Linked DNA regions of Mus musculus: all the other regions are linked to region 1. The links are chromatin loops, found by intact Hi-C in ENCODE. Cell type or tissue: left cerebral cortex. All regions are shown on one strand. Links, peaks and the distances in the headings refer to the core of each region. The heading gives the core; the rest is flanking DNA.

Region 1 (10,095 bases), core at 1,270-9,269:
ACACACACACACACAGGCACTGACTTTCCACTCTGAACTTATGACTGGGAAGGAACCAAGGCAAGAATTCTGTCCTGCACGACTCCAGGGCAAAGATCCTTTTTTCCTCTTATTCTATTACATTAAAATAAGACACAGGGTGACACACATCTATAAACCCAGCACTCAGGAAGTGGACGCAGAAAGATCGAGAGTTCAAGGTCATCCTCAGCTACCTAAGAAGTCTAGCCTGAACTACAGGAGACTTGGTTTGAACAGACCTCTCAGTCTACCCTGACCCAGAGTCTCTAGAGAACATCAGAGGTTGGAAAAAAGACCTTCCCAGGCCCACACTATATAAAGGAAGGACTACAATGGGGACCTAGGGACCGGAGGATGCTTGACTGGCAGTGGTGTGAGCCTGTCCTTGAGCTACTGGTCCAGACTATGGCTTTAGTAGTCAGTCATGGAGGCTGAAAACCAAAAGAAAGAACTGGCCCCAAGCCTAGGTAGCTTGACCTTGGGTCCTGAACCTGTCTTCCTGTTCTCTCCACACCAGGAGGCAGCCCCTTACCCCCTCCATTGCCTTCAGTGCCCAGGCACGCCTAGCCCTGGAAATGGTCCAAGAAGGCCCCGTGCGGTGCAGGGGACAGATGGAGATGGTATCTGCCTTCTGCATCCCTCCACTGTCCCTGCAGATTCAACTCTCGTTCTCATGTGCACCTGCCAATCTCAGCTTCTCTCAGGTTCCAGAACAGCAGTGGATGGTAGCAGGGGCTTGGGGATCCCCATCCAGCCCTTTGTTTTTTTACCATTGGGAAAAGAACCTTGGTCTCATGACCATTGGGTCCCAGAATCACAGTGGTATTTCGGGGGCAGGTACAGATCGCCAGCCTCCTGTTTGTCCCTACTTCTGAGGTCCCTTGGCACTGTGGAAAGTCTCAGACAGGGACGGAGCTGTTATCGTCCCATTCTGAAGGACAGGGCTTAAGCTGGTGACTCCTCGTGGCACTGTGACAACCAGTCACCTTCAGTGGGCAGTGCACAGTCCAGGGGCAGAGAACCTCATCCTGACCACTGCTGCCTGATTGGATGTTCCCTCCCTGCCACAGAAGGCTCCTGGAGACCAGGCAGAAGGCAGCAACCAGACCCTTTGTGCTTCAAACAAGTGACTAAAGAAAACAAAAACGAAGATATCAAAGGGCCACCTCAGCCTGACCTTCATCACTTGGACATCTTTCCTGCATTAGGTTTTAGAAGCAAATAAGAATGATTTCAGAAAAGAGCCAATGACAGGACAATCCATCTTCTTGGGGACAACAGAAACTGTGTGTCACCTGGGTGTGGTCTGCAGTCACAGCACCTATGCAAGACATCAGGAGTATGCCCTCTTAACACCAGTGATGTCTGCCCCTTGATGAAGCCAATAGCCCTCCTCCATTTCTTGCTTATCCCTCAGCAAATGACCTTCAGCCTTCTTGACAGAAACAGAATCATGACACAGCAAACTGAGGGACATCTGCCCATGATCCTTGGACTCCAGTCCTGGACAAAGCTCTCAGAGAAATCTGAAAGTGAAGGCCAATTGGGGAAAAGGGAGACTCTGCCGACCTCCCAGAGAGCCCTGCATGGAGACCTGGCCTCCCTCCAGCAGACAGAGGGGTTCCCAGGAAGTTCATGAGGAACAAGTTATATTTCATACAAACCTGCTCCTTGAGTCCAAAGTTAATGTCTCTTGGCCATCTCTTGCTGTTTATGCTGGCCACACGGAGGACTGACAACCAAGGAGACCAGAAAAAGGTTTCCCCATCCTGCCCAGTCACTCAGGGCTGCAATCAAGCCTGGTTCCTTCCCTGATGTCTTTAGGCCAGAGGTGAAGAGTGATTTGTGGGGTGTCCTCTGCATGTGGCCTCATCTTTGAACACTCAAAAGTCCAGCCCTAGGAAGGCATGGATGAGACCCATTTCAGATGCTTCCTGGGAACCACACCTGGATAAGAACTGCAGGGAGTTAGGGAGCCTTAGAATGATGGCTTTATTCTATGGTTTTACAAGTTTACAAACTTCTTCTTGAGATGCCCACGTGGTCTCAACCATGCATTCTAGGTATCTACTGAAGTGACATTTGTTTACCAGCAAAAACCGTGGGCAGCATAAATATCCAACAATAGCAGACGAGCAAGCACATCTAATGTGTGGAATACAACACAGCTGTGAGCAGAGAGGGGGCGGGGATGGAGAGAGAGAGAGGTTTAAGAACAAGGGGAGTAAATGAATGTGTGCTGCTGAGCAGAAGGCTAAGAAGCAGATGTGCTGCCCTCAGCACAATCCCATTGATGTGGGAGAAAAGGCAAAATTATGAGTGTTTTATATGCAAATACATGCATAGAAAGACACAAAGACCCACAATGAGGGTAAGGCTTTGGGCAGGGAAAGTAAATAGAAGGCAATCACAGAGGCAGCCTCGCCTTCCTCCAGAAACGCCCAAATTATTGCAAAGCTTACATCAAAATTATGTAAATTTTAACAGGGGAGGGAATGAGCCACTGCACATCAAAGGTTCCTGCTCTGTTTTTCTGGGCCACAGACTTCACCAAAACCGAAAGCCTCCTCCAGAGGCCGACTCCTACCGAGCTCATTCACTCTTGTCTGTCAATGACTTTGTCAATTATCTGCACACAGACAGCACTCCCATCTGTCCAGTTCTGCCATGGGTCCACAGCCACACGCCTCCCAGGACCAACAGCGAAGAGGAAGATCCTTCCTCAAAGATCTGACTCTCGCTTCTAAGGTTCGCTACTCTTCATAAAATGTCCTGGATAACACCCAGCTGCCTGCGGTATCCAGCTGTTTTCAACTGGCTCGCCTAAGCTCCCTAGCATGCTGGGACAGCACCAGAATTAGAAGCATCCAAATTTAGAGTCTCCATGGGGTGGTGGTTTGGGCTGCAATCCATATGTCCTTATCCCCAGATAGATCCTCCGAGGGACTGCCAAGTGTGTTCAGGTGCCTGGATAAGGTTCACCAAATTGCCTCAATGTGTTCGCCACATCCCCATCGGAGAAGAGAAGAGCCTTCTCAGCCTGCCTCTGCCTCACCCCTCCCTTCCACAGGCTTCACATCCCAATGCATCACAAAGCTCTCCTCATTGCTACCTCTACACTTCCTCCCTACTGGGTCTCATTCACCTTTGTTCAACCAGTGGAGCAAAGTGACCTGAAAAAGCGCTCAGTCAGTCGTGCTCCCGGGAGGCCAGCAGCCTGAGGTGCACTGGTTATCCAGAGAGACTCAGCTGCAACCCTTTCCCAGCTGACATCAGTTGATCTCCTCTTGAAGGCACTGCTCTGGGACACGTGAAGCTGTCAAGCCATATCCACCTCCCCCAAACACCCACCATCCAAACAAGGCTATCCAGGAGGCACAAAAGCTTACTGCTCTCCTGGGCATGGGTACATCCTTCAGTAGTAAGGTGGGGAGCCTTCAGGAGAATGGAGGCAAGCCAGGGACATCATAGAGCATCGATGAGAGGCAAGTCACTGTCTCCATGAAGGAGAGAAGAGAGCAGAGGTGGGCCTTGACCTGTGGGCAAGGAGATCTGGCCTTAGCCTGTCTATGCCAGGGCAGGTTTAAGGAAACGCCATGGCTTTGGGACAGAGAAGGTTTAAAGACAGAAGTGCCACACAGTTGAGAAGGCCTGACCCAGATGCCCTATAAATAGGCTTGCTGCCTGGACAGAAGCCACATAAGACAATGTGATCCCAGCCCCAGGGACTTAGAACCTACTAGGAAACAAGAAAACTTCCTTTACAGTTTACTCTTTTTTTTTTTTTTTTTCCAGAAAAGTTTACTTTTCTGCAAAGTGTGGCCTGTGTCCCACAGAGAACTTCCTGGAGAAATTCTCTGTGGACTCAAGTCTGGAGGTAGGTATTTATCCAGCCTGTCTTCCCTATCTACACCTTTGAAAACAGTTCAGGGCAGCTGATAAGCCACGAGGGATGCACACATTAGTAACTAACGGGCTGTAGCTTGTCCATGCTCCAGCCAGTAGGAGCTGTGCTCAACAGCTTCCACTTGGGTCCTGTGTTACAGGCACAGTGTTTTCATTTGGCTGGGACAGTCTACAGAGAGCCTTTCACTGAAGCAGGAGAGTCTGACTGTCACCTTTGCAGAACCGTGAGGCCACTGTCCATCAGAGAGATGACGGCTGCAATGTTGCCCATTAATCGACCCCCCTACTTAAGTCTACTTGAAACACACACCCAACCAGCGTGACACCCACCCAGGCAAATCCTAGTCTTGAGTGCAGAAAGGGACTCTTGTCTATCCCCCAGTACTGAGCCAATGAGAAACAATGCTGTCCTGACCACACATTCATTGTGGCCCTGAGTGACCTCAGTTCATGTAAGTAAGGAACTGCTTTGAATTATTCAGGAACTCAAAGAAATAATAAATACGGAGAGAAAAATCCACACCCTGATTCTGATACAGGCCACCTATCCCCAGGGTTCTTGGCTGAATTTCCCACCAACACATGAGACAGCCTTCTACTACCATGGGAGCACTCACAGATAGAATGAATGTCCCATCCAGAAACCGGATCAGAGCCATTGTGCTCAGCCCAAGGGAGCAGAGCTGCATCTAGCAGAGAGATCTAGATGTTCCTGTACATACAAAGGCTGCCAGCTGGCAGGATAGAGCCAGAGTCTGCATTCCCACCAGTTTAGGACCTGGGCAAGACAATAGGAGGTTCAGGTTCCCAAGCCACACTAAGAAAGCTTAGGCTCTTCTTATATACCAACCTTCAGGCTGGCAGAGATGACAGAAAAAGACGCCAGCTATTTAGCAGACACAGCCTTCAAACGCAGCTTTCCCAAGCTGCCCAGGGCTCCACCTGGAGTGGCTCAAGGCCACCTGAGACAGTCTCCATATCTCCCAGCCGTGGGCTGGGAGAACAAAACACTGCCCACAGCCAACCTCCTTGTTCTCTGCAAAATTGTCACCATAAAATTCTACAGTCTCTGGGATGTGTTTATAAGAAACAATTTTTTTTTTTAAAGTGAAGTTTGAGGGAGTGTAGGCTAACCATCTCTCTTCAAACAATTCTAAGTGAGTGGATTTTTAACAAGGAAGGCATCAGAAGGCTAATCCCTGCAGAAAATATCCTTGCCCGACACCTGGTCCCACTTGCTTCTTTCTTTAGGCTGTTTGCTTCCATTGTAACAGCAGAGAGGTGCCCCAGTGCCTGGGGAGTTTGAAAACAGTCATTACTACTTGTCTATCAATTTTATCTAAGCACATAGATTTCAATTACCAGACTTTATGTTTGTTTATTGTTTATTTTATTCTGAGACATAATGTGTAGGCAACATAACCCAAGCTGGTCTCAAACTCATAGCAATCTTCCTGCCTCAGCCTCTGGAGTTCTGGAATCACAGGCATGCACCCAGCCTAACAGGCGACAAGAAACATTTTAATACCTGATTGTCCTTAAGAATCCCTGGTTGCTTAGCTGAAAAGTACAAATGCCTTTGGGGGCCCAAATTCCATTCTGTTTGCTACAAGATCTCAGAAAAGTAAAAGTTCTAAAGTTGTTGGGGCCCTTTCCCCCTCCTCCGTGACTCTAAAAGTTTATAAAGGAGTGGCCCTTCAGACTCAGCTCTGAGTAACTGCAACCAACTTCCCTGTGTAGATTTGAAAATTAGAGCACTCTGCCTCAAATCCTCACACAAAAAGCCACTGTTCTGACTAACCAGGGTGTTTCATGGTCTTTCTTTCTTCTTCTTCTTCCATTTTTTTTATCCCATTTAGAAAGCCTACCCTTGGCCAGCTCTGGGTCTGATTAGAAATCATAATACTTTCTTAGCTCCCTAAGGGTTTGCTAATAATACTGGATAAACTCCCCTCCAAAGCCCTGACTCAGTTAAGCACAAGCATGCAGCCGTGTAGCTTTCTGGAACTTTAAAATATATGTGTGTGATTGCACTGTGCATGCCCCTTTAAAAACAAACTGGAGGAACCCAACAGGCAGCTAGCAAGCAGTCGGACTTCCCCAGCTTTTACACCTCTGCTCCCAGACAGATCCTTCCAGCCCCTGCTGCCTCCTGGAGGCAGCAGCTGAGCTCAGCAGAGAGCAGCACAAAGTGTTCACCGCTCAGACTGGGGGAAATTAGAGCAAAATGTTTCCAAGCTGGAGCCTGTGCACAGCTCCCGATCGAAACAGGGTTTTCATTTCATTTGGGGCAGGCTTCTATTCAGATGGGAGAAAGACGGGGACTTGGGGGCTTTATCCATTTACAATCTGCAACGAGCCAGGCACAAAAAAACAGAACCACCCCCATCCCTCCTTTCTGGTCCTATCCATTGAGCTCCACATTCTCCTGAACTAAATAAAGACCACAAAGCCAGCATCTGCTCCTTCAAAGAAAAACAAAGTTTCCATACTGGCCACAGCACAGACTGGGGTCTCAGGGATGCCACTAACCCAAGACACCTTTAAAAAGATGCTTGATCCTACCTCACATCGAAACAATTAATTAATCTGTTTGTGAGCAAATGAATGGAGAGACAGAGAGAGAAAGGGGAAGAGACAGCCAGTCTGCCTTTCACAGTGCCTCATTTTCCTAGTAGCTAGCAGCCAGGAGTCTTGGCTGACCAGGATCCCCTGACCTCAGAGTCTCCCTCACTCCCAGCCACCCAGTGAACCTTTATGCACCCTAACAAAAGTCAGCAACACTCACAGTTCACTTGGAGAGTAGATTTAAATTCAAATACTAGATTTCTTAGTGTCTGCTTTTTTTTTTTTTTGTCCCAATTGAAGTTGGACAACACTTTCTAGGAGAACAATAAATACTCAAAATTAGATTAGCAGGGGTGCCATGAAGAGATAAGATGAAGAGGAGCTAACATTCAATTTACAACTTCCAGAATTCAGGAGCTGTGAATTAATCCATCCCCACCCCCCAGAGCACGGAGTTTAAACTCATCCTAGACTCAGAATGCTCAGCCCAGTTGTCTGGTCCGCTGAAGGATGCCTCTGGGCATATCACATGCCTTTCTGGAAGTGCGCTTGTGGTTTTTACAGCCAATCTGATAACCAGAAGTAGGAGTGGGCAAACAGTGATGCCAAGCTCACCCCTAAGCTGGCTTTGGGCAACCTCAATGGGGCATCCCACATTCTCTGCAAAGTTTCCCTGCTTCCTGGAACTTAAGTACTCACAGAAACAAATCAGAGTCCAGTAGCAAACAAACATACACAGAGGTTTCCCTCCACAAATGACTGAACTCAGATCCCCCAAATCAGGAGCAGTAGCTTGCAATGCAGGCATGCAGCGTGCTTTGAGCTTTCCAATCCGGACCTGCAGGCTCTAAAGCCCCCAGCTCAGGGATCCAAGAGTTCTCAGAAAAAGCCCAGTTCTCGTAAGAACAGGAGTCCTGCCCCTTGCCGTAGTTGCTCGGCAAAGCTGTCGCAGAAGCAAGGCTTTCTTACTTACCTCAGGGCTTCCTGGGCTGTGGTTTGCCTTCCTGACGGTGAGCGCTGCAGGCTCCTTCAGTGCTGAGCAGTTTGTAGCAACTGAGATCTCTCAGGGCTCCGGACTTGCCTTTTATATACACTGCGGGAAAGTGCCTCTAGGTGGCAGTTTTGCAACCCTCGGCTCTCCTCCCGCCCCTCCTCTCCCACCACAGCGCGCAGGCATGCAGGCTTGTACAGGCGCACACGCCCTCCTGTAACCCTCTCTAGGTTGTTGTTTCCTGCACAAACACATTCTTGGGAGCCCTCAGATCCCTCCCTTTGCAAAGGCTAGATCCTATTGGGGGAAATGTCAGCAGAAGAAAAACCAAAAGAAGTCCTAGGACGTTCCAAAATGATAGAATATTGATCCAGTCTCAGGTATAGCTTTTAATAATCCCATGAGCACCGGGAGTTCCTTTGAATGCCTGTAGCTTCAGGGAAGACTTTGTTCCCAAGACAAATTACTCTGAACTTCTGAACTTCGATGTTGGTTTGTCAAGCTTGCTCTTTCTTTGTCGATGCCTCCTGGACAGAAGTCACATTTTGGAAAGGGGACGATTAATCGACCCTGTACCGCCATCACCCAGAAGTGAGGGAAAGTGCCTTTAGGTTGGATCCAGATTCTGCTGGAACTCTTACACAAAGTCCTTAAGGCCCTATTAAGACCGTGTTCCACGGAGTCGAGCAGTGCCAGTCACTGAAAAGGCCTTGTCGCAGGTGAGGTAGAGTCGTCATTGTGAGCTTAGCCAACTTTTATCGCAGTCCTCATCTTTATCAAAATCTACATTCTAATCGCGATGCACATTGCTAAGATTCCCTGTTTTGTTTTTTAAATGTGTCTCTTGCAATTCCCCATTTAGTAAAACTCAAGCACAAAATGACCCAATCTTTACTTTTAAAGCCGCGCCACTGTAACGCCTCCCCAAGTGCCCCCCACCCTCCAAAGGGCTGGTGGTCACTCTGCTCTCATGCCCCCCTGGGCCTCTGAAAGGCAGTTACAGCACCCACAGTTGAGGCGCGGGCTGTACGCAAAATCTGCCTTCACCAACACTTGCCGAGTCTATTTTCTAAGTCTCCGGAGAGTGACTGCTGAACACAGGAACCCGAGAACTTGGGGATCAGAGTCTCACGTAGGCTAGAGAGCTTCGGTCTAGGGAAAAACCTTAACAAAAGAAGTGGTTTGTTTAAACAGCCTTGCACTTTACTCCTGGCGGGGCAGATCCTGCTCAGTGAGCTCCTGAGGAGCACACCTGCTTTCCGGGCTGTGGGAGGGGTGTGTGTCTGCAAGGAGTAGTGTGAGATCTGGTGGGGGGTCATACGGCCTCCTGGGGAGTCTGTGACCTCAATGCAAGGGAGAGGCCCTGAGGCCTGTGGGCGGAGTCTGTGGCCCGGAGATGTGGTCTGTGGTCTCAAGGGTGGATCTGGGTCTAGCTAGAGGTGGGCGGTCCTACAGCCACAAAGACTGGTCTGTGGCCCCAAGGGGAGGGAGGTCTGAGTCAACAGGGAGGGTCTGTAAGAACAGGGAGTGTCCTATAGCATCAGGCAGGGACCTCTGAGGCCTCAGGGTCAGAAAAGGGTCTGGGGCCTCCGGACCCAGCTGGGCCGTACTACCCCAGGCCTTCTAGCTTTCATTCACTGAAGACGAGGCACTATTAGCAATCCGCCCCAGTTTGGGATGCCAAAGCGCCTGCGCATCGCAGCACGCCCAGGCCCGGGGCCAAATCCTCTGCAGGGAAGGTTCTTGACTGCCTTTGTCCAGAGCCCAGCACTGCCTGGGAGCAAAGCAGAGACCTGCCCTCGTGCGGCCATCCCAGGATGTCCACAACAGGGGCCGGCTCTGCTTCTCACCGCGACACATGGACCAAGGCGGACCTCAGAGAACTGGACTTCCCAGGGGGAAATGCGCTTGCTACAGCAGAGCCATATTGATGAGACCATGCACTTACTTGCTAAGAAAGAAGATGCAAAGTAATTTTTTAAAAAGTAAAAAAGTACACACCCACCCTGAGAGAGAGAGAGAGAGAGAGAGAGAGAGAGAATGAATCAAGGGTGAGCATGTAGTGTTTTCTAAGAAGGCATTGATGTTCCCCAGCTCCAGAAAAGATTGACTTGGTAAGGTTAAGCCTATTGGGCTGAGACACAGCATGAGGTCCTATTTAATGCCTCCATCCTTTGGCCAAGAGCCCACCTGGTGACCCACACAGATGACAGATTCAGTACACTGACCCAGCTGCCTGGAGCTCAGCTCTTCGGGTGCTACAGGCCTCTGGGTATCTCCCAGTCAGCTCCACCCCCTTCCATATACACCTAGGGTCTGAAGCCCATTCAGCAACAGTTCCCTCTGGAATCCGTTCTTGTGTTAGCATGCCATTACCTCCTGCCTGAATCCCACCCACTCAACACACTTTGACCCTTGAAGGGACAGGGCTGTAGCAAGCTGGGTCCTGCTCCCAGCCTGCAGAGAAAAGTGGAATAGTTGAAAATGTTGAGTTACTATGAATATGTCGGGAGATCTTCAAGCAGCTGGCCTGGGGACAAAGCATTATAATGTCCTTGTGCTGCAACCCAGGAAGACGCGTCATCTTCCAGTGGCCAGGCAGAACAGGA
Region 2 (10,095 bases), core at 1,092-9,091, 140 kb before region 1:
TTCACTTGTCGTCATGCATCTGAGAAGAGGTGAGCCCTGCACATGGAAGCCACATGTGGCTAGCAGAGGATCCGCCCTGGTTATTTACAGTAGCTGACAGCCTAGACAGCGTGAGGCTACATTTGGAATTTAAGAAGATATACTAGTGGTCACGTAGCCCCATTCACATCCTCTAAGAGAACTATGATGTGTACGCATATTTTCACAAACACCAGAAGCTCTGGGTAGCACATAGTTCAGTAATTTGTGCAGCCTGCCCAGACTGTCAGCTCTCTCAGTGCTTGGTGAGATCTTAATTCTTCCAGAGTAAGACAAAAAGCACTAGAAAAATAACAACGAAAGTCGAGATTCTTAAAAGTATTTATACAAGTTATATATCACCACTAATATTCACTGATGTCCAAACGCTAATTTGAAAGAGTTCGTGGAGTCTGAACTATTTTGATGCATAAAATCAGCTGATCTGGCCACAGATATCTAGCAAATGAGATGCATATGCTATTTCTTATTTCTTTTCCTGTGTGGAAAATCCACATAATAAGTTTATCTCGCTTACATCCTGTCAGAGTAAGGCTAGTGAGAAGGTTCGGGGGGGACAGATGCTAGCTGCCAACTCTGACATCCCATCACAGGCCCTACAAGGTGGAAAAAAAAGTTACAAGTTGTCTTGTGGTATTGACACACATGATATCAGACACACACACACACACACACACACACAAACATATATGCATACATGCATGTGCACACACATTAAAATGAAATAATATTTTTAATGAGATTCAACTACCTGAGATTCAAATTCCTTCATCCCACTGTGAGCAAAGTGAGTGATCACTTCTAGGAGTCAAGTCACTTAGATGAACTGGGTTCTGTTCCTAGCACATGGTCTCACAAAGGTGCATAATTCCAGTTCCAAGGGATGTGACACCTTCCTCTGGTTTCCCTGAGGACTTCACACATGTGTTGCACAGACATACATGCACACACACACACACACACACACACACACACACGTGTATATATATATATATATATATATATATATATATATATATATATATATATATATATCTTTTAAAATGCAGGTAGGTTCACTACTCTCATTTTTTCTTAAAATTTAAATATTCTAATGCTACAAATAGCCAGAACATTATGCAAAGCAGGGGAAAAGGTTCTCTTGGGTTGAAAACATGTAATCTTCTGAAGATAAACCAGCTTCCCCCTCCTTGTCTCCAATGGAAGCCTTGGTTAGGGTAAATGTGGAAGAGAGGACGCCACAATTTCTTTGTGCTAACAACATGCATTTCTTTGGAGTGTGTTCAGGACTCACTTGGGGAGAGAAGAGAGGCACAGGAGCACAGAGGTGAAGCTAGGTTCACTCCCAGGCTTGTACAATAGTACATACACCAATCAGAAAGGCTGAGAGCCCTGTTGCTATGAACACGGAGCAGAAGAAAGACATCAAGTATCTTTGGGGGCAATGGGCAGCATCTCACTACCAGGACCATAAGGAGAGGTGATCTCTAGTGGACCATGGAGTCTGCCCTTCAAACATATAACTTAACCCTTATGATTCCAACTTATGCAAATAGAGACTCAAGTCCCTCACTTGTCTTTAGGCTCTGGGGATTCAGTTTGATTAGAACAGTGGCAGGCTAAGGTATTTTGAGCTCATGATTAAATTATTGTTGCCTTTGACATCAACTTGCCATCTGGTCAACCAGACTCTTCTCCATTAATCACCAACTCATGTCTTCTCAGAAAAGGAACTGTTAAGAGCAACATTCCCTGAATGTCCTCACCACCACTCTGGCTATGTGGTTCCAAAACTGTGTTCCTCACTCAGAAGAGATTTCTATCCCCTCTAAAGCTAGCATATAAGCCTGGAGTCTGCCCTTAACCCTGTCCAGTAATCTGGATAGGAATACATCTAACACTATGCATGCAATGTGGCCTCAAGCACAGATTGTACCAGCCATTCAACTCTCCATTAAATCCGTACTTTAAAATATTATTAAGATAACAATGCATGAACAAATTCCAATAGAATACATGAAAATACTTTAAAATAGAACAAAGACTATCCCATATGGTCTACCATGCTGCTAAAGACTTGAAATCTCTTCATTCACACCTCTTTTTTCCCCTTTCTACGTTTCCCCTCAATCCTCTGTAGGAATCTCTGGTTTGCATTATTTCTGGCCTGTCATTACAACATTAAGCTCTGAATGTGGCCATCTGTTCTCAGGCACAGTATCCACACGCAGCAGGAACTGGCCCGTCTCTCTCTTCTGCAAGCTGAGAGACATGTGCATAAACTCCACCCCTCTCTCCTTCGAATTTGAATTAGGGCTTCCGTGCTTCTCACATTCATACTCCTAAGCTTTAGAGGATATACTTGAGAGTTCTCAATATCGATCTATAATCTGCAGGATATGGAAGTATCATTAAGTAGAAAGTTCCCCTTTTCTCAGCTCAGCAGAATGTCCTGTGCCTGGAGTGAAGACTTCTTGTTGTGTAAATGAAGCTATGAGTAACAAGATTAAGAATCACGGGAAGTATCCATATTTTGTAAAAGTCAGGAGACCAGTGGAAAGGGACAAAAGCAATGAGTAGCATCAGTATGAAGAGCTAAGTCTGGAGAGAGAGAGAGAGAGAGAGAGAGAGAGAGAGAGAATAAAGGGTGGAATACAGAGGCATCCCTTGACATGGGACCACAACACTCAACATTAACTCAAGAGAAATGAAAAGCTATCTACTTATGAAAACCTATACACACTGCTGATACCAGCTTTGTTTCTAATTGTTAAGAACTGAAAACAATTCACATCTCCCTCACCTGGGGAGTGAATGAGAAGACTGCATCACATCCAGAAAGCCAAGTAACAGTTTCAGAGACTGGGAGCGAGGTATGAGGGAATGAGTTGGAGGGAACTTGAGTGTTCTAAGCATTCACAGTGCAGGCAGCCATTCAACTGTGGGGGTTGTCAAGGCTTGTCAAACTGTACGACAGAAAGGTAAATTTTACTACATGAAAAGCCTATACAATAAAACTGACTATTAAAAAAACTAGGGTGAAGGTCTCTCAAATGTATGCATGTGGGGCCTGGGGAACTGGAAGACAATTGCTCAGTCTGGAAGGGACAACAGAGAGCTACTGCTAGGATCCAGTGAGGACCACAGAGCATTAGAATTGGGATGCTCCTACCAGTCAAAGAACTCCAGCCACCAAAGTGTAGACTGAACATTGGGAAGGATTGTGACAGCACGACATCTCTCATTCTGTCTCTACATTGGGAGTCTAAATTGCTACCCCAGCTCATCCTTGATCTTTTCCTTGTTTTCCATAATTTAGCAATGCTCATAAGCAGTTTATAGTGTGTATAAGTACCCACAGAATTGTCTCTGACTGCCAGCTGCCCAAATAATGTCACAGGCCTTATCATAGGGTATTTCCCAACTATCTCATATAAAATAATCAACCTGATTGTTCTAATCTTAAGTTCTTCCACATAACTCATTAGTTACCTCTCCCTCAATCCTGGCACCTGTTTCTTCCTCTGTGTCTGGCTGGCAAATCTCCCACTTCTCTCTCTTTGCCAGAGTTCCAGTCTCTGCCTGGAAGTTCCACCTATCCACTTCTGCATTGCTATAGCTCATTCAGCTCTTTATTGACGCAATCAGGAAGTGATAGAGAAGGCATTTACAAAGCAGACAGTTGATGCTTCATAAAAATAACAATACCACAGTCCTGTCTATACTCAAATCTCTGCAAGTACAGAAATCAACATTTGTATAACACAAAGACACTCTTTACATAGTGTACAAGAGATTATCCACACATATGTGTTTATATGTACATGTAACAGAAGACAGCCTTGAGTATCATTGTTCCTAAAGAGTCATTAACCTGTGTGTGTGTGTGTGTGTGTGTGTGTGTGTGTGTGTGTGTGTGGTCTCTCACTGGCCTGGGGCTTTCAAAGAAGGCTAGGCTATCTAGCCATTGAGCCCAGGGGCCCACCTGCCTCTTTAGTGCTGAGATTACAAATGCATGCTACCATATCTGGCCTATTATATGGGTTCTGGGGTGTCAACTCAGGTCTTCACACACTTAAACACACTTAAGTGCTTAAGTGTGTTGAGTGCTTAAACACACTTTACAGACTGAGATGTCCCCTCAGTACTTTGAACCAAACTGTAATTTTTGTTAGTATAGAATATTAGTTTTTATAGTAATTAGATTATATAGACTTGTTTGATTTCCTTCTGAATTCTTCCTCATAAACATGTGGTCTATATCTGACTTCACTTGCTTAATACTTTGTTTTGGACTTTATATTGAGTCTTAAAAGATTTCATAACAAGATTCATTGTCTCCATGAAGTTTGCATGTAGATATGGCCCTGATTTTACAGACAAATCACTATGTGGCTCTTCACTCGTGCAGCTCATGTCACACAAGGAAGGTATTTTTCTATCTACAACTTACTGTAAGCCTCAGAAAAAATTATATCTTCAGCTCTACCAAAAGACTTTCTGCCATTAAGATGTGTGGTGTAGCTTTGCACCTTGGCCTCAAACTTGATCTTTATGTGATGGAATTCTGCTGCTGAATCAATTGCACCCCCACCCCAGAATAGATGCACAGATCCTTAAGATATTGTAATAAAAACGTGTCAGTCCTATATCATCTCCCTCAGTGCAACCCACACATTATTTAAGAGTGAGATGTGAACCCAGGTCAGGCTTCAGCCATAGGTGTGAGACGTGGGTACTGCTGGTTGGTCTCCAGCTTCTGCCTTAGGTGTGAGATGTGGGCAGATTCTCCGGATGGAAAGAGAGTTTGGGATGCTGCTTTTCTCGCTCTCAACTTCACAGTTTTTTTTTTCTTTCAACTTGCATTCATGTGATGTTTCAGATAAGTGCCTTCCCTGCTTCCTGCCCGATGCATAATCAGTCAAGAAAAGCACTGGAAATGCCAACCAGCAAAACATGCTTTCCCTTTTGGTGCAAAGGATGACCCTCGTTAGCACAGGAAACACCTATTCTCTCTCTGCATCCCTCTTTTGTCCTTCCTTCTTTCCTTCCCATCTCCCTCTTTCCTATCCTTCCTCCATTCCTTCTTAACCCCCTCATTTCCTCCTTCCTTCTTGCCTGCCCCTCCCCACCCTCTCCTTTCTTCTCCCTCTCCTTCCCCTCCTCTATTCTTTCCTTCTTCTCCCTTCTCCTTTCCCTTTCTCCCTCCTCCTCTTCCTCTCCCATCTTTTCTTCCTTTGCCTTTCCTTCTTTCCTCCCTTTCCTTTTCCATGTCTCCCTTCTTTCTGTAAACCTTGGCACCACAGTCATAGGGCAGGGCTGAGTCAGATAGAGTCCCAGCCAAGGCAGCACGTGGACAGAGAAGGGGGTACCGGGAGCACCAGGTGGCTTGGATGTCACAGCTGGAGCCAGAAAGCATGTGAAGAGTCCAGAGACAGCTTCATATATGAAATAAAACAAATGGATATGCTAATGAGAACATGGGAAGCAGTTGCAGTGAGTCCTGTGGTCTCGGAGGGTCTGGGAGGAGAGGGACACACAAAACAAAACAACAACAATAAAAACAAACCAAAAAAAAATCACAAGGGCACCAGCACACATGGCGGTGACCAGCAGAGCACCCAGGTGGCAGCCTCTGCTCTCTACTGAGAGGAGGGGGACCCTTTGGAGTAATGACAGCTCCAGGGCTGGGAGCCTGGACAGCTCGATGGGATAGAGTGAAGAAGCACATACCTACAGATGAAGATTAGACAAGGACACAGCAGCCACATGGAAGGAGCTTCCCCAGCCCCAAATCAACACTGATATCATGAATTATACCCAATTGAATAAAACAAAAATTAATGCACAAAGAACTATTTTTATCAGATCTGATTGACAACTAAGACATGTGAGTATCAGAAAATCCTTACACCTACCTGTGGGATACGGTAGAATTAATTCACCCCAACCCCAAAAAATGATGGACCAGAAAACCAGAAAGTTAGTTTGGAGAGAGGATCTGCATGCATCTCCTCACAAGCTACTTATTGGTGATAGTGGGGAAAGCAGACCATGCAGAGAAGGTTAGAGGATTGCACTTAGCCACACTGTCAGCATCAGCATCTCCAGGGATGGGACAACAGAAAACCAGTGGCCACTGCTGGGATCCAGTGAGGACTACAGAGCATTAGACCTGGGATGCTCCTACCAGACTTGGCACATGAGTCTGTGGAGAAGCATCAGACACTCCCAGCTAGAGGCCCTGTTCCAGAATGAGCAGCCTGTGGACTCCAGAAGTACCCAGTTCACGAAAGTCTAGGAAACTGCTGTAGAGTAGAGACAGACAGACAAGACAGCTTAGTGCAAGCCATGATCTTGGCTCAAACATTTTGATATAAAGAAGAATTTTGGGCACAAGAGAGAGATGGTTGAGCAGTTAACAGTACTTGCTGCTCTTGCAGATGACCACAGTTTGGCTCCCAGCACCCACGTTGGCTGGCTTACAACTGTCTGTTTCAGATCTAGAAGAGTCAATGCCCTCTTCTGGACACACACACACACACACACACACACACACACACACACACTTTTTTTTTTAAAGAAGAAACAATTTGCAGACAATTGGCAAAACAGAGTCTAAGACCTCAAGAATGGTGAGCTGTTCACTTTCCTGCTGCAAATGGCTGTCAGTGGCTGTGCTAGAGAGTGACCTGTGCTCAAGAAACAGGAATGGGAGAGTTCCCTGCAGTGCCCTCTCTGCTGGCTCACAGGCACTTCCTTTTTTTTGGTTTTCTTATATATTTTTATTTCTGTTTGTTTAGAATCCTATTAAAATTAAAGAATAAGCTTAAGCTGCAACAATGGTAATGCATTTAAAATGGCCAGCCCCAAATCCATGTAGCTTTTGACCTAGAAATACAACTGCTAGAGTCGTATCCTATGGATGTAATCAGAAATTTCTGCAAAAATTGAGCTGTAAGCTGTTTTAGAGAGGGTTATTTATTGGTTTAAAAATGGGAGCTAACCTGAAAAAGACTATAATAGGATTTAGGGACATAAATTATGATCTAAGCATGAAAGAATATTAATACGGCCATTACGGAAACTGAGAAAACCAGTTAATGGCTTGGGAAAACGTTTATGATCTGTATTGAGTAGAGAAGGCAGGTTAGAAACCAATATGCCTGTTTCATCTTGTTACCGAAACAAGAGCAAAGCAAACACTGTGTGCATAATGGCACAGGGAACGGGTGGGGTTTTAGCCAGACCCTTCACCACAGGAAAGCCTGGGGTCTTACCCGCGGAAGTACCATGAGCCTCCAGACCTGGGGTGTCAACAGTGTTCCCCAAATGTGTTTGATCAGGTCTTTTACTTTCATCTTGGACTTGTCCCTAAAAGTCCTAGTGGGTTTTCCTATGCTTCTAAGACACCCAGCTTCTCCTGTGCCTTTATTCTGATGGTGTTCCATCCAAGTTACTCTACAGCACCTTTCAAACACAGACTATCACCCCACAAGGCAATCATCCAATACAAGCATTAGTAAAACCTACAGGTCCTTAGGGACATCACTTTGTTTCATGTGGGCTTTATATTTCAGGCTGAGGCTCAACTAAGATGGCCACTCCCAGAGGAATACTCACCCACCTTTAGCCATGGCTTCTGCATCTCAGAGTACAAGAACCATAAGTCCACTCTAACCAGAGAAGGGGCATGGCATGGGCCCTGTGTCTCTCATGCAGCTCAGAAAAGCACATAGGGTCCTTAGGTTGTCAATCACCATTCACAAAGCACCACCAAGTATCTCCAGAGCCCAGGGTTGGGTGCCTTCATAGAACCTTGTCTGAGTCCTCTGGAGGGAACCGTTTCACACATCACTTGTGATGGGGGTTGACATGGAGAAAGAGTTGCCCCCTTGACTACAGAAGGCTTCAAAGGCTTTGTGATAATGTCCACCCAAGGCTCCTCAGGAAGTGTGAAGGGAAGGCGTCTCCAGAGGCTAACAAGGAAAGGTGCTTATTAATGACAGACTTCCAGTGTGTGCTGGGACCATAGAGGCCTTCCCTCCTCTTTCTAGATGGCAGTCAGAGCACGGGAGGGCATCATGACTCAAAGACTGAGACCATGGATGTCCTCATTAATCTCCCAACACTTGACTAGCTAGGGCTACAAAAAAAATTTTAAGAGGATTTTCTCTCCTGCATTAATCACCAATTCTGGAAGAGGAAATGTGGGCAGAAGTCTTACCCCTAACCTTTGCTCCCTGGGATTACTCCTCTGAATACATTAGAGGACATCAAGGACTTTGCAGAGCTGGTTAAGGTTACTAATTAGCTGACCTGAGAGTAGGGACACCGCCCTCAGTTATGTGGGTGGGCCTGACTCTCATCACATGCGTCCTTGTCAGCAGTCTTTCCTTGACTGTTGGAAGAAGAGAAAGTGAGAGTGGAAACATCAGGAGGATTTGAAGGGAACTGTTGGCTTGAAGAGGAAAAGGTCCATGTATCAGGGAACTGGAGGCATTGGGTCCACAGCATGGAGAGCCAATGAGTAGCCATATTGCTTTCAATTCTGGGAAGCACCCTGGGTGTCTGACCTACAAAATCGTTTTATGTGTGTTTGGTGTGACTGTACACTGCTCCTACTCAGTGAAAATACACAATGGAACAGAACAAGAACAGAATTTCAGCAGATGCAGCTGCCTCAGTGTCACAACTATGGGAAACCGTTCTTTCCTGATATCAAGAGTGGTGAAGCCCAAGGGGGCAGTAAGCAGAGTTACACAAAGGACTGCCTGAGATAAGAGTTCAGGCTGTCAGTAGCTTCCTTGGGTTATATAGTCACTCCTCCTCAGGTATGGCAGACTGAGTAGGCCAACAGACACCAACGTGCCATTTAATTAAACTGGCAAATCACAGAGCCCCAGAGGATCACTTCCGGGATTGATACCTTAGCTTTTCATTACAGAAAGCTTAACATCGCTGATGGGGCTAAACCTAATGTTGGCCATAGCTCCAGATATCTGCAGTGGATGCATTCAAAAGGAGGCAAGGTTCAAGGAGCTAGAAGATGGCTCAATGGGTAAAGTGGTTGCTGCATAAAAGGGTCAGAATTCAGATGCTCAGCACCCATATAAATTCCAGGTCAGGAAGATACCCGAAGTCAAGCCTAGGCCTCTATATATGCATAGACATGAGTACCATGCACACAAAGGCACATGTGCATACACACAGAAGTTTGATTTTGATAAGTATACCAAATACTAGAAGCCATAATGTTCATCTTTAAAGAGAAAAAAAAAAGTTACCTAGACTTGTGACCACCCAACCCTGACTCTTCTAGAATGAACAGTAACATAAAAAGACATCAGTTTTAATTGCCAGTACCTAGGAGAGAGAAGGCATAGTCACTGCTGGCAAGCATTTTAAAGAGCCTTCTAATTAATTCAATGTCCTTTCCTGCAGCCTGATGGGTTAAGGGGAAGTGACAGATGTCATGTGTGCTGACTTCATGGAGCTTTTGACTTCGTTCCACTTGATTTACTCATCAGATCCAAAGTAAACAGGCCTCTGCCCCTAGCCTGGAGGGGGGCTTACAGAGCCAACTCACTGGTTCAGAGAGCTGGGACTCCCTAGATGACATCTGAGAAAAACTAGGAGAGCACAACAAGGCTTCCTGTGAACTGCAGTGGCATCCCCAAGACAAGCAGACCACAGATCATCTGCACTCTGAGCATGGAAGCTACCCTGGGAGAGCTTCACCCAAGCCCTGGGTTTGGGTCAGAAGAGGCATTGGACCTATGGTATGTATGCTATAGGCCTAGAGATCAGGAAGGAAGGGTCTCAGGGACTACAGTCTCTGCCTGTTTTGGTAGGTCCAGGGAGATAACATAGCAGCAGAGTGGGAAAGCCTTGTATCTGCCTATACCCAGAATTCCTTTCCCTGGGGTTTTGAGTTAAGTAGTACTATACATAGTCCATGATCCAGGTGTTGACTAAAGAGCCCACATCACACTTCACATTTACTGATGCAGCAGCAGGCCTTGTACCAGTCTCCAGAGCCCAGGGAACATGTTT
Region 3 (10,095 bases), core at 995-8,994, 160 kb before region 1:
TGATCACACCCAAATAACAGAAATGAATTGACTGATGTGAACTATGCTTGGCTTGAAGTTGTCTAGATGGTTCAGTGAGGCAGAGTCACATGTGCCTTACTCAGGACCCGCTGTTACCTGGGAGACTGTGTAAAGACCATAATCTCAAGGGTATGGTCATTGGGACCAGACTATATTATGTGTGTCCAATAGCACGATGTGAGGTCCTGGCTGGACATGGGCATCTCTATGACCATCAGTGTACATAATAATCTATCCTTTTGCTTGTGGACTTGAAGATTGCTTGTCATTGTAGTTGGTTGTTATATAACAAGTACCTCAGACCTTTATGCCTTAAAACAATGAACTTATTTGTTATATCACCATTTCTGGAGGACAGGAATTCATCATCAGGACACTGCGGCTCAAGTTCTTTCCAGACTGCATAGGGAACGTGTGGTTGGGGTTACAGTCATCTATCTAAAGTCAATTGAGACTGAGGATGTCAAGACAGCTCACTCATGCAACTGTTCAGAAAAAAATCCCCATTCATCACCCTATGACCTCTCCATAGGGCCATTCGAACAATGTTATAACATGGGAGATGGCTAGGTCCTCCAGTAGTCAGTGATGTAGAAAAGGCAGTCATGAAGAGGTGGTAATGACTTCTGGTTTTAGGCCCTCATCACAGAATTTAGACCTGGTCTCCAAGCACGCACAGCCCATAATTTCTGGTGCCATCTCTCATAAGGATATGGCCAGAGAGAGGGAAACTAGGGGGTAAAAAAATTAGACAAAACCATGTGTAACTCAAATCAGCCACTGGTGGTTTCCTTAGGGGTAACGACATCAGCAGACCTGCAGATGCCTGGGGGAAGGATCCAGAGAGAAGAAACAGCAAGTCTCAAACTCCGGAGGTAAAAAGAATTTTGGCATATTCTAAGTGAACAAAGGAGAGGACCTGGCAGAGCCCGGAAAGATGTAATGGACACCAATGTCTGCCCGGGATCAGTGGGACGGGTCCCTAGAGACAAAATCTTCTGGCTGCTGTGTGGCTAATGTTCAAGCTGTCTGAGTGGGCACTAGGAGGGGGTTCAGGAAAGTTCTAAAGAGCACAGCAGAAGATGGAGAGATGGTGGGAGGTGGGAGTAGTGGAGAGAGGAAGATACGGTCTGGAGAGTGCGGTTATTCTGCTATGGGTTCTCATCAGTTCCTACCTGTGGCTTGTGTTCTCAGAGAAAATTTGACAGTATCTTTTGCCAAGTAGTTACAACTGTTACACTTGATGACAGTCTATAAGCATATCTGTAAAGGGACAATCATAGCAACAAAGGACTCCTGCCATTCTCTGTGCATGGGACATCATAAGAACTCCTGCCATTCTCTGTGCATGGGACATCATAATGGTTTAGGATGTACTTTGTCCAGTGAAGGTGTGGACGGACGGACATTGTATTGAAATAGGTCCCCCTGTCTAGGCCTGTAGTGTGAACCACACTTCTGATGATGTGACCCTCAGAATGATAGAACCAAGATATTTGTCATCAATACCTGTGGCCAAACACCTACAGAAGTAGCCACGTGGCTGGCGGCATGGTTCACAGACACCTCCTAATAGTTTTAAAATTACATCATTTCAAAACCACCACAGAGGGGGTGTGCACTGGTCTTTTGGAAGCTTTGTACTATTTCAGCTCTCTCTGGGAACAATTTCAACTCCTGAACAGCGGCTTTAGAAAGCCTCTAAATTGATTCTGTCTAAACCAAGACATAGCAGTACCCAGAATCCTAAAGCCACATGGATTCTGGAAAACAATTTCTTTGGGGCCCCCAGAAAAACGATGGAATAAATAACACAGCAGATGTGTGAAATCAGAGAAATGTAGATGTCCCATAAACAGCTCCTTCCACTGAGCATTTTCTTTTGCGCCAGCCACTACACCTCATGTTTGTTTTAACACAAAAACTAATAAAAGCCCCATTCCTCCATGAACCCCGGGATGGCTCGGCTCTCTTACAATTTTTTGCAAGATCCGAGTCAATTGGTTGGATGGAGAAAGCAGATGTGGGAAAACCCACGTCATCTCTTCCTCATAACACAGCATGCTTAACAGCTCCAAGCCTCAACTCCTGCTGAATGGACAGCAGGGTCTCCTGTCCAACAGAGGGCAGCTCCTGGGTGTATGTATCTGTTCTAAGAGCACTAATTCAGAGGATGACTACATGCAAGGAGAGGATTCAGAGGTGGGAGGGCCAGTGGACTGTGGCTTCACTGGCTAATTGGATTTGCTGGTAGGTTTGGAGCTTGCTCTCTGGCCTCTCCTCCAAGCCACCCAGCATCTCCTCCTCACCTGGGAACTGACCCCAGCACAGCTGTAGTTATCTCAGCTGTGGGCCCCACTGCCTGGATGTTTTGTGTTCTCACTTGCTTTTGCACATTAGCCACAGAGTGTTCTGGAAGCTTAGGAAGGAAACTGAACTGAGCAGAGCTGCATGACCTGAGCAGGGGATGTGGGAGGGGAACAGCCCTGGGAGGCCCAAGGCCCAGACATCTGCATTTTGGTTAAGACTTTTTACACAAATTCTCAGGTCATCTCAATCGACTCTCCCGCCTGGTGTAGTATTGTGGGGAGGGTCGTGCTTACCCCCCTGAGTTTTAGATAAGAGGACACAGTCACTCAGGGCGAGGGCGTTGGGTTTTTCCTAGAAAATGGTGGGGGAAACACCTGGAACAGTGAGCAGCTCAGTGGCAGAGTCTAAGCTGCTCGCCTGGATCTCAGAGAGAGGAAGATGGCAGCAGATGTGGGTGGGGAGAGAAGTCAAGGCAGGAGGACAGGTTGACCATTCTAAGAGAAGACACGTCAGTAGCTCTGAGGTAAATGAAGGGACTAGGAATTGGTGACAAGAGTGGAATCAGATGCAAGAGATTTTCTAGAAATGACACTTGCTTTCTAGAAGTGGCAGTCTCTGGGAAGGTATGTGGGAAGCAGTCAAGTAGGGGGAAGAGGAGAAAGGAGCTCCTTTCCTGACTGAGCCATCTCACCAGCCTCCAGAAACTTCTACTTTTACCCAAACATGAACATAATATACATGGATTGGAGCATATAACTCTCCCATTCTAAATGACCAAGACGATGTTAAATATCCACATCATTGTTAAAGAGCAAAATAGTAGGAGATAGTCTATACTCCAGTGTGTGGGGGCATGCTGTGCACACAGATGTTTGAAAATGATGTACAACCAATGTGGCAGGGGTCACAGAAGTCTGTGTTTGCACAAGGGGGTGTTTGCCCACTCAGCTTTCCAAAACTGGGCTCCAGGGCCCTGTAGTGGCTGAACCCTGATGGTGCCTGAAGTTAAGGAAGGAGTGTCAGCAGAAGGCTGCTCTCTCTTCTAGGGCAGGGGAGAGAGATGCAGGCCTCAGCTCACACAGTGTTGGCAGGGAGCAGATGTGATGGACAGGGGTGCAAGCTTCCAGGTATGGTCGCAGCCTACTGAAGCTGAAGGAGAATCATCATGATGTACTCCCCACTTTCATCTGGTCCTTGGATAACCACCAAAAGATGCATGGCAATAATGTGTGAGAAGTAACAAGAGGGAAAAGAAAAGAATGACCTGCGGCAAAACCATAGGCCATAGTGAACACAGTGCAAAGGCCACCAGCAGTAGAGGGGAATAGTCACATGAAGAGAGCTTAATATCTAGCTATCATGAAGCACTTCTATAGATGAACAACAGCAAAGACATGACCCCCTCTTGATTAAATGGGCAAAGGGTATGTACAGACATTTCTCTAAAACTCTATAGTTGGTCAGTAAGTTAGTCAGGAGGGAATGCTTGCCACTAGTTATTAGGGGATGATGAATCTGAAGCAGGAAATGTCACCTCACAGCTACATGAATGGCTATGAACAGAAACCAGAGACTAATAAGGATGGAGAGGTGGAAAGAATTCCATTGGTAGAGTTACTGTGGAAGTTACTCAATGCATTCAACAGAGGATTGACTCACTAGCAAGTCCACTTATGAGTACAGACTCAGAAGTGCAAGGAGGGATTTGAAGATACAGATATTGTATATGTACAGTCGCAGCAGGAGTGTTTGCAAATGTTAAATGTGAAAGCAATAGACGTGTCCATCAGTAGATTAATGGAAAATGTGGTATATGCATCCAGTGGAATATTATTCAGTCTTGAAAAGGAAGAAGTTCTCATCTATTATGATGCAATCAAACCTTGAGGACATTATACTGAGTGAAACAAGCCAGCTGTAAAACTCAAATAGCATTATAATCCCACTTATGCAAGTTTCCTAGAGTTGCCAAGTTCACAGAAATAGAAAGTAGACTGGAAGTTTCCAGGAGCAAAGGCACACTCTCATCATGTAATGGGGACAGAATTTCAGTTTGGGAAGATTAGAAAGTCTAGAGATGGATGCTGTTGAAACATACCCTTGAAAACAGTCATGATGACTGCAAAGCCCACGTTATATCCAGAGCACAGCACTCTGGAATGCTCCTCCCAATCTCCAGCTCTCACAGTCTTTCAAGCCCCTCCTTGATATTCCCTGGGCCTCAGAGTGGGTGATAGAGATGTGCCACCCAAGGCAGATCACTTGGCAGCCTCTAGTCTCAAAACTTGGTGAGTTATAACCCTCTGCTTTAATGACTGCTCACAACTAAAAGATGCTTCACTAAGTAAGAGAGCTCTGTCACTCAATGAGTGAGAAAGAGAGACAGAGACAAAGACAGAGAGACAGAGAGAGATGCACACACAGAGAGACAGACAGACACAGAGAGAGAAAGAGAGAGAGAGAGAGAGAGAGAGAGAGAGAGAGAGAGAGAGGGAGGGAGGAGCAGGAGTCATTTTAAGGAGGTGGTATGTCAACAAAGGAAGAGCTATGATCACAATATGTTATATAAAAAGTAAGAAATTCTCAAAAATGTTTATGATATGTTTGATATAGTGTGCATTTCATCAAAGACGTGTAAAGACACTGTCCAGCATCTTCCCTTTGCCCTGTCACCTGCTCTCATGGCACAGACCTCAAGGTCAACAGAAAAGTATTCTTAGGGAGCAGCAGATGTGAGCCCATTGAGATGACATAGTAGTCCTCAGAAAGAGGAGTATTCCTGAGGTCTGATGTACAGAGAGAACCATAGGCTAAAACCTCACATGTACACCAGACCACTGTGGACGTCAAGTGTGGAAGGTTCTCAAATACTAGCTGTGGCTCCTCCATGTGATCCATCTACACTGCTCCTGGTATTTATCCAGAAGACCACACGTCAGGATATCACAGAGATCCTTGTTTATCAGTGTTTACCACAGCAGTCCTTGCAGGAGCTGAGTTATAGGCCCAACCTAGGTGTCTAATAACAAAGGAAACTTGGTCTCTTGGCTAAGGAAAATGTGGAAACCAATATTATCTGAGACAATCACACTAAATGAATTAAGTCAGTCTCAGAAAAAAAAAATGAAAATTATGTTACCTCTCACATGTAGGTCCTAGATTTTATGCAGATACATAAGAACATGTATATTAACATGAAAGTAGACATGATATTACTGGCTGTCTATGAAGACTGACGGTGGGAAGGAGAGGAGAGAGGGCAGCAAGGGGTTTGTGTTTGTGCTCAACACACAGAAGATTCACATTAAAAACCATGACCCAGCATCCTCCACAGCTGGCAGTATGTCACTCAACTCATTAGCTAGCTGAGTAGGGTAACAGCTCTGTGAGAATCTTTGAGCTTTTTCTTTTATGATTTCTGTGACTGCAGGCCAGCACACAGATGTGAGAATGCAATATCCCTGTGTGTTTGTGACCAGCTCTTTTCCACCTGTGATATACCTCGCTGAGATGTCTCAGGAGATCTCGATTATTAGAGGCAATTACTAGGAGGACGATTATTAGGCTTTTTCTCAGAACCAACACCCGTGGGTTGACCAGATGACTAATAAAGCAGTTAACAGCAGAACTGTAGTACCTGCCAACCACCTATCAAGGCCTCTTGATAGACTGTGTGAAATGACTGTTGCTGCTCCCAGCCACCCTCTGATGGTTTTAGTGTTGGGAGGAAACCTAGAGACCACTGATGGCCAGGAATGTCTCTGAGAGGCCCCCTATCTAAGGGTATTCCAGAGCGTGGGTCCCTCAGCTTAAATCCCTCTGTCTTGACCTATTCACCCTCAGATGCAAAAAGCAGCATCTGGTTTGCCAAGAACACATTCAAACACATTTTCTAAAGGAAAAGTGATGTTGAAATATCTGCAAGCTTGGCAAGCTATCAAAGACTGTTGGGAGCAGAGACCCTTCTAGAATACCATACCTAAAGGGTCCCAATCAAGGAGGAAGCAAAAAAATCTTCATTTCCAGGTTTATCTCGGTTGTCTGAAGTGGTTAAAGCAAGCACATGTTACTTCGAAAACCCAAGGAGAAAGGAGTACATACTCTGAAGGTGACAACATTGTGGGCTGGCTTCAGACACTGGGTGTGAGCGTCCCAGGGGCACATTCATTACAGTATCTATTGGAGAACATGGCTGGGGAGAATTTGAATATCAGATTTCATGTGAACAGATGTTAAAACTAATGAAATAATATTTGTCCTGGCAACTTCCCCAAGGATAAACATGATTACTGATTAAAAAGACAGGGTGTCAGACTATAAGTCCTGGGCCTGCTGAAGCAGAAGGCCTGACCAGAAGACCTAGCTTCTCCCAGATTCCCCTTGCAGGCAGAGAGAAATGTATAGAACTCAAGGCTGCGGCTGGTTCTCAAGAAGAAACCAAAGATGTGGCTTAAGCTCCAAAACATGGCTCTGAAGTGGCCATAGGTGAAGACTGAAGTGATGGAAACAGCTCTAGCTGTTAGACACCCAACTTAGGTTGAAACTGCATCCCTGCTGTGGGAGAATAAGGGGTAGGACCCAGTGGTTGGTTTTAGCGTTGACTAGACCAGGATGGTGATGGTTGATTGTCATCTTAACAAGATCTGAAATCCCCTAGGAGGCAAGTCTCCAAGCACATCCGTGGGGGATTATTTAGTCTCTGCGCATGTCTGTGAGGAGTTATGTTGATTAGGTTAATTGAAGTGGGATGACCTAGCTTAACAATGGGGGGCACCATTCCCTAGGCCTGAGTCCTACACTGAATAAAAAAAGGGAGAAAGGAGGCTGAGTGTCAGCATTCAGGGGATGTAATGTCTCGAGCTGTTTCTAATTCCCTCTGTTTTTATTTCTCCAGGAGAAACCTATCCTTAAGTTGCTTGCTTTAGTCAGGCTATTTTAATCCAGCAAGAAAGTAAGACAGCCAAGAATGGATTAAGTCACTCATGGACTACTCATTCTCTCTCTCTCTCTCTCTCTCTCTCTCTCTCTCTCTCTCTCTCTCTCTCTCTCTCTCTCTCTCATGTTCTTTATACCTTGACTACAGCAGAGGCCTCAGCAGATGACTGTCACGGACTTCCTGGCCTTCAGAACCAACCCTTAGCCAAGTAACTCATTCTTTATGAATTACCTAACCTCCCCAACCAGAGAGAGGCATTTATAGCAGGCTCATGGCAACCGTTTTGTCCTAGGTGCATGCAGTGTGGCTGACCTTAGCAGACACTCTGCCCAGCTGGAGCCTGCTGGGACTCTCCCAGAACTTGAGTATACATAGTCCTGTCCCCAGAAGACTTCTGTGAGCCTGTGGGGGGTGGTGGTGGGGTGGACCTTAGAGTGTGCAGAGAAGAACCCAAGGGCAGTGTCATTCTTAGAAAGTTAACTTAAGTTCCACCAAATGTCTGGAAAGGGAACTTGGGAGACAGCTTGGTTTTGCCACAGAAGAACGAGGACCTGAGTTTAATGCCTAGAACTTATATTCAAAACAAAAACAAAACAAGAAGAAAGTCCATGCAGATATAGATATGGTGGTGTGCATCTATTATGCCCGGGCTAGGGAAGCATAGGCAGGAGGATACTCGGGGTTCACCAGCCAGACACCCTAGCCTCAGTGAGCACAAGCCAGTGAGAGACACTGTCCCAACAAAGTGAGTGACTTTGGAGGATGATGTCAACTCATGATGACCTTGGGCCTCCACAGACAACACATATGCATGTAGACTGGCACATATGCAACAGACACACACATACACAGACCACACACACACACATATATATATATATATATACATATATATATATATACACTATATACCACATACATACACACACACACACTATATATCACATACACACATAATACATACCACATCACACACACATACACACACCACATACCACAGACATGCATATGCACACACTCCACACACATACATACCACAGACATGCGCACACACACAACACACACTACATACCACACACACACACCACCACCACCACCACCACTACACACAATACATACACACATACACATGCCACATTCATTCCATATATACTACATATCACACACACCACACATGCACACATACACACACATATACACACAGTATATATCACACACAAACAATACATACAAGACCACAGAACAGACATGCAAACACATACATACCACCACACACACAATACACACACACATATATACCACTGTCACACATCATACATACTACATATCACACACATTACACGCACACACACATATACACACACCACATACCACAGACATGTATACAATACACACACACATACCATATACCAAAGACATGTATACACATACACCACACACCACATACCATACACACACACACACACACACACATACACACACATACATGGACACATGCACACATGCACACATGCCTAAGAAAAGAGTTCCTGGCTGTGACACTGAAAACATGAAATTGTAAGAGGATGCTAGGATGTTTGCAATCTTTCCTGACTATGTCAACATTCCTCGGCTCCGCAGCTTCTTCTCTGTGGCTATTTTCTCCATCACTGGGAATAGACATGAAATGTGCCCTTTGTCTAAAATTCTCTAATTTAGAGTTATAATTGTTTTGTTTGTTTGGTTGGTTTGGGGATTTTTTTTTGAGGTGCCAATATAACTGTTTCTATAATTGCTGTTGAGAGCTCATTGGATTCCAAGAACCCTCTAAACTTCAAACAGAAAAAAGAAACCCTTGCCTGAGAGCATATAAGTTGCTACAGCTGTTCTCTCTAAAAATGCCTGTGACTTGTTTTTCCAGAAGAGGAAAGTGCAATACACTTTTTAAAGAGCCTAGAACTCTCATAAAAATAGCTACTTTTGTCAACATGGTTTTATTGGGTTATGAGAAAAACAAGAAAGCCATTATTTCCATGTCTTAAATGCTCAAGTAATTTATGTCCTCCACAGTACTGCCCATTAAAGCACAGGTATGAAACAGTGTTGCCAGAGACATGAGCACAGGGAGAAAATGCTCACCGTGTGATGCTGACTGAAGGCAAGCAAAAGAAAAGCTGCCCACATAGAGTCCTTGAGATCCAGATAATAATATCATTTTAAGTGTCAGCACAATTTACCAAACCTGTGCTGTGTGCCAGATTATCAGGTACAAGGTAGCACTTGTTTACATCAAATCTCTACAGGACAGGAAGGTGTTATTCTCATTTTCTAGATGAGAAAACGGGTTTTGGGGGAGCCAAAAATCTTCTCTTATTTGGAAAAACCCGTGTTGGAACTTTGTACCCCTCAAAATTCCCAAACCAGAAGCACCAGCATCTCCTGGCAGCACCAGCACCTCCTGACAGTACCAGCATCTCCTGACAGCACCAGCATCTCCTGACAGCACCAGCATCTCCTGACAGCACCAGCATCCCCTGACACTCAGACCCACGCTGACCTCAAAGCATGGATTTTCACCTGCTGCCCAGGCAACTTGCACACACATTCAGCTTCAAGCAACATTCCAGTTCTAAGCTACTCTAGGAAGAGGAAGAACCCTGCATCTGACTGTTAGTGGTGATCAGCTGTGATTTTAATCATCTCATTTGCACTTTTCTGTATTTGGCAAACAGCTTCCATCATATGTTCTGTCTATAATAAGAGAAGCATTGAAACGAGTGAACCAGCTAGACTTGTTGACGCAACAGTATGTAGCTCTATAAAAATCTTACATGGGAGCCAATTCTTTC

What was found. Hi-C counts contacts between places; a loop is a spot of excess contacts. Peaks named below come from ENCODE experiments on the same cell type or tissue, not always from the same donor. Only the 100,000 strongest peaks of a DNase experiment are listed, where the experiment ranks them.
Region 2: a loop joins it to region 1, with 2.6 times the contacts of the local background. A loop is called at or near these places in 3 of 42 quality-filtered maps.
Region 3: it touches region 1 in a loop (2.8-fold over the local background); 8 of 42 quality-filtered maps call a loop at or near these places.

What each region holds. Positions count from the first base shown.
Region 1 is chr1:90,201,461-90,211,555 of GRCm38, reverse strand. It overlaps Ackr3 (atypical chemokine receptor 3), which reads right to left and starts at 7,576. Exons shown (of 2, transcript NM_007722.4): 1 at 7,469-7,576. In left cerebral cortex, for the core only: CTCF peaks have their summits at 6,089 (motif pointing left) and 7,598 (motif pointing right); DNase peaks (open chromatin) are centred at 6,069, 7,065, 7,576, 9,183 and 2 more places; H3K4me3 peaks cover 3,751 bases; H3K27ac peaks cover 3,718 bases.
Region 2 is chr1:90,341,968-90,352,062 of GRCm38, reverse strand. All of the region lies in intron 1 of Gm34992 (a long non-coding RNA gene), which reads right to left. Among named protein-coding and RNA genes, the nearest start is that of Gm34992, 9.3 kb to the right of the region's middle. In left cerebral cortex, for the core only: no CTCF peak of the experiment used is centred there; DNase peaks (open chromatin) are centred at 2,259 and 4,833.
Region 3 is chr1:90,356,658-90,366,752 of GRCm38, reverse strand. The region is part of intron 1 of Gm34992 (a long non-coding RNA gene); the gene reads right to left. Among named protein-coding and RNA genes, the nearest start is that of Gm34992, 24 kb to the right of the region's middle. In left cerebral cortex, for the core only: no CTCF peak of the experiment used is centred there; DNase peaks (open chromatin) are centred at 1,711, 2,962 and 4,318; H3K27ac peaks cover 255 bases.